2 separate regions of the Mus musculus genome follow, and region 2 is linked to region 1. The links are chromatin loops, found by intact Hi-C in ENCODE. Cell type or tissue: heart. All regions are shown on one strand.

What was found. A loop is a pair of places that touch in the nucleus more often than their neighbours do. Peaks named below come from ENCODE experiments on the same cell type or tissue, not always from the same donor. Only the 100,000 strongest peaks of a DNase experiment are listed, where the experiment ranks them.
Region 2: a loop joins it to region 1, with 2.1 times the contacts of the local background. A loop is called at or near these places in 3 of 42 quality-filtered maps.

What each region holds. Positions count from the first base shown.
Region 1 is chr14:18,892,411-18,894,910 of GRCm38, forward strand. It overlaps Ube2e2 (ubiquitin-conjugating enzyme E2E 2), which reads right to left and starts at 1,361. Exons shown (of 6, transcript NM_144839.2): 1 at 1,175-1,361. In heart, no CTCF peak of the experiment used is centred here; a DNase peak (open chromatin) is centred at 1,391; H3K4me3 peaks cover 1,842 bases; H3K27ac peaks cover 1,529 bases.
Region 2 is chr14:18,683,571-18,686,070 of GRCm38, forward strand. All of the region lies in intron 3 of Ube2e2 (ubiquitin-conjugating enzyme E2E 2), which reads right to left. Among named protein-coding and RNA genes, the nearest start is that of Gm22499, 130 kb to the right of the region's middle. In heart, no CTCF peak of the experiment used is centred here; no DNase peak of the experiment used is centred here.

The sequences.
Region 1 (2,500 bases):
CATAAAATACTTTATATTATACGCCAAACCTGTAGCGCTATCCAGCTTCCCAAGTGTCTGAAAAGATATTTATTTGGAAAATAAAAGTGGAGCACCTGATTGAGGGAAGTGCTGTGCCCTAGAGGAAAGAGCTCAAGGTATGACATATGAAAACACTCCATCTTCACCATCACCCACAAACAAGACTGCCAAGCGCCCAGGAGCATCCTGACTGCCTGAAGAAAGACAAATATTTAGATTCCCAAGATTGCATTTCTAGAGCATGCTTTTCAAAATCCAAGGATTTAAAACTAAGATGAGCTTTAAAAAAATCTTAAAAACAGTAAGGTAATCAGAGGTAAGTCCTAGCACATTCTTTTGTACTTTAAAATGGAAATACTCAAGTAGACCCTCAAAATTACAAAATACAAGGTTAGAGGATAAGAATCTTGCAAATCAGCAAATAAGTCCAAGAGCTGCCACCAAGCCCAGGGTGATGATGTCTCTCTAATGCGGCCTTAATTTCCTTTAGGGAAGATGGATGGGGCATTTCTGGTTAGTTGTGGAAAAAGAGACACAAGAAGCCAGGCTTTATGTTCATTAGAATTGGAAAAGGGCAAATGGATCAAAACATTAGTAGCGAAGAGGGGGTGGGTGGGGGTGGGAGGACAAGGGTAATCCAGTTTCCAATCAGGCCAGTGGGTGCTGCAGAGAAGCCAGAGGAAAACTGGCTTCGGAGCCAAACTGTGCCAAGCATCGGGCATTACAAAAGACCAGTGTGACAACCCACACCCCGGGGCATCACGCACACACCCAGCGGGTACTCCCTCACCCTCACCTCCTGTAGCAATTATGCAATTTGGGAAGAGCTCCGGACAGCCGGGCACTTTGCGCCGCGACATCCATCCTGGACTTTGCGGAGACTTAGTTCCTGGCTGCGGTGGGCTCGGGAGGGGAGGGGAGAGGTCCTCGTGGGCGAAGGACGGCCACACTCTGCGGGACGGGGGAGGGGCGCGCGGGCCCCAGCGGACACGCGCAGGGTCAGGGAGGCCTGCGGGGCCGCGGGCGCGCACCCGAGCCGAGGCCGCGGCGGGGGCGGGGATCTCGCCGGGCTGGCCCTCGCCGCGTGGGGTCCCCGCGCGCCCCACGCCGCGGCTCTGGCCGCGGCCACGCCCGCCCGCCCTCACCTACTCACCTCGCGGCGTCGCCCGCGCTCCAGCCGCGGCTCCGACGCCGAGTCCGGGAGTGAAACCGCCGCCTCCGCGAGCCGCCGCCGCCGCCACCGCCGCCGCCGCCCGCCGTCCGCGCGCGCCCCCTCCCAAGCGCGCGCTCGCCCTGCCTGCCCTGAGAGCCCGCGACAGCGCGAGCCCCACGTCGGCCTCGCGGTGTCGCGCCCGCGAGCCCGCGACGCGATTTAGCCCCGCCCCCGCCGGCGCGTGCCCGCTCGAGGACCTGTGAGGTGCGCGCGCAAAAGTAAAGTGACAGCTGAGTCCTGGGCTGGGCGGGCCGGAGCAAAGGCGGGTTAGGGCGAAGGGAAAGGGAGGAGGGAAATCGAGGCTCAACGGCGGCGGGAAGGGAGGGACGAGAGGACCTTGAGGAGCGCACGAATTAAAGGGACACGCGGGCTAAGGGGTGGGGTTGCGCTTCAATAAGGTGCAGTGCGGCGGACTGGGATGAGGGGTAGGGAGAACACACACACACACACACACACACACACACACACACACACACCTGCACCACCAGCTCGTGCTCGCGCAGGACCCACCTGCACCGCTGTTGGAAAACTTCGCGTGGGCCCGGGTGAAGCCACATTTTACCCCTTAACTGCTGCAGGGAAGGTCCTGCGGTGCCTAGTCCTGTCCAGGGCTGCTAGCTGTCACTCTGGGAGGCTGGGGAGGGCGGGGCGGGACGAAGGGGGCAGCACTATCAGAGCAAGTGGGAGGCTGCCACTGTGCCTGAAAGACACAGGTGGGATAGTAGCCATGCTGTGGGTGGCCTGAGGAATATAAGGTTGCCCTGTCATTGTAGCCCAAAATAGCTACTTAAAACAAAACAAAACAAAACAAAACAAAAACCTGCACATGCTTTGTTAACTCAGCGCCCATGAACTCACTTCACCACCACCACCACCACCACCACCACCACCACCACCACCACCACCACCACCACCCACACACACACACACACAACACCTCCAGCCTATCATAACCGCTGAGATCTAGGACTACTCTTAACTTCTGTGAGGATTCTTGGGAGTGGCTGAGCCCATGCACTAGTCCTGCTCAGCAGAGAGGGCTAAAGACAGACCTCCATTTCAAGTATGGTCCAAATCACTTGAACAGTGCTAGCCAATACATAGGAAACCATGGGAAACCCAACCTACCAGATGCCATAGGCCACCATGGGAATGTGAAGTTCTGAGTCAATCAAGCAGCCTAAACAACTAGTGCAAAAAGACCCCAGAGACTAGAGCAATACAAGACTCATAACCTGTATCTGGAACAGAAAATGCTTCCACGAG
Region 2 (2,500 bases), 210 kb before region 1:
CTTTCTTCAGGGACTTGAAGTTCTTATCATACAGATATTTCACTTCCTTAGTTACAGTCACCCCAAAGTATTTTATATTATTTGTGACTACTGAGAAGGGTGTTGTTTCCCTAATTTCTCTCTCAGCCTGTTTATCCTTTGTGTAGAGAAAGGCCATTGACTTGTTTGAGTTAATTTTATATCCAGCTACTTCACTGAAGCTGCTTATCAGCTTTAGGAGTTCTCTGGTGTAATTTTTTAGGGTCACTTATAGATACTATCATATCTGCAAAAAGTGATATTTTGAGTTCTTCCTTTCAATTTGTATCCCCTTTATGTCCTTTTGTTGCCGAATTGCTCTGGCTAGAACTTCAAGTACAATGTTGAATAGGTAGGGAGAAAGTGTACAGCCTTGTCTAGTCTCTGATTTTAGTGGGATTTCTTCAAGCTTCTCACCATTTGCTTTTATTTTGGCTACTGGTTTGCTCTAGATTGCCTTTATCATGTTTAGGTATGGGCCTTGAATTAATGATCTTTCCAAGACTTTTATCATGAATGCTTTCTCTGCATCTAACAAGATGATCATGTATTTTTTGTCTTTGAGTTTCTTTATATAATGGATTACGTTGATGGATTTCTGTATATTAAACCATCCCTGCATCACTGGAATGAAGCCTACTTGGTCATGATGGATGATTGTTTTGATTTGTTCTTGGATTCAGATTGCGAGGATTTTATTGAGTATTTTTGCATCGATATTCATAAGGAAAATTTGTCCATAGTTCTCTATCTTTGTTGGGTCTTTCTGTGGTTTAGGTATCAGAGTAATTGTGGCTTCATAGAATGAATTGGGTAGAGTATTTTCTGTTTCTATTTTGTGGAATAGTTTAAGAAGAGTTGGAATTGGGTCTTCTTTGAAGGTCTGAGAGAACTGTCCACTAAACCCATCTGGTCCTGGGCTTTTTTTTTTTGTTTTTTTTTTGGTTGGGAGATTATTAATGACTGCTTTTATTTCTTTAGGGGATATAGGTCTGTTTAGATCATTAACCTGATCCTTATTTAACTTTGTTCCCTGGTATCTGTCTAGAAATTTGTCCATTTCACCCAAGTTTTCCAGTTTTGTTGAGTATATCCTTTTGTAGAAGGATCTGATGGTGTTTGGGATTTCTTCATGATCTGTTGTTATGTCTCCCTTTTCATTTCTGATTTTGTTAATTAGGATGCTGTCCTGTGCCCTCTAGTGAGTATGGCTAAGGGTTTATCTATCTTGTTGATTTTCTCAAAGAACCAGCTCCTGGTTTGCTTGATTCTTTGAATAGTTCTTCCTGTTTCCACTTCGTTGATTTAGCCCTTGAGTTTGATTATTTCCTTCTGTCTACTCTTCTTGGGTGAATTTGTTTCCTTTTGTCCTAGAGCTTTTAGGTGTGTTGTCAAGATGCTAGTGTGTGCTCTCTCTAGTTTCTTTTTGGAGGCACTCAGAGCTATGAGTTTTCTTCTTAGAAATGCTTTCATTGTGTCCCATAAGTTTGGGTATGTTGTGGCTTCATTTTCATTAAACTCCAAAAACTCTTATTTCTTTATTCCTTCCTTGACCAAGGTATCATTGAGAAGAGTGTTTTTTAGTTTCCATATGAATGTTGGCTTTCTATTATTTATGTTGTTACTGAAGATCAGCCTTAGTCCATGGTGATCTGATAGAATTCATGGAACAACTTCAACATTTTTTATCTGTTGAGACCTGCTTTGTGACCAAGTATATGGTCAATTTTGGAGAAGGTACCATGAGGTGCTAAGAAGTTATATTCTTTTGTTTAAGGGTAAAATGTTCTGTAGATATCTGTTAAATCCATTTGTTTCATAACATCTGTTAGTTTCACTGTGTACCTGATTGGTTTCTGTTTCCACGATCTGTACATTGATGAAAGTGGTGTGTTGAAGTCTCCCACTATTATTGTGTGAGGTGAAATATGTGCTCTGAGCTTTACAAAAGTCTCTTTAATGAATATGGCTGCCCTTTCATTTGGAGCATAGATATTCAGAATTGAGAGTTCCTCTTGGGAGATTTTACCTTTGATGAGTATGAAGTGCTCCTCCTTATCTTTTTTGATAACTTTGAGTTGGAAATCGATTTTATTAGATATTAGAATGGCTGGCTACTCCAGCTTGTTTCTTCAGACCATTTGCTTGGAATATTGTTTTCCAGCCTTTCACTCTGAGGTAGTGTCTGTCTTTTTCCCTGAGATGGGTTTCCTATAAGCAGCAAAATGTTGGGTCCTGTTTCTGTAGCCAGTCTGTTAGTTTATGTCTTTTTATTGGGGAATTGAGTCCATTGATATTAAGAGATATTAAGGAAAAGTAATTGTTGCTTCCTATTATTTTTGTTGTTAGAGTTGGCATTCTGTTCTTGTGGCTGTCTTCTTTTAGGTTTGTTGAAGGATTACTTTCTTGCTTTTTCTAGGATGTGGTTTCTGTCCTTGTATTGGTTTTTTTTTTTTTTTTTTTTTTTTTTTTTTTTTTTTTT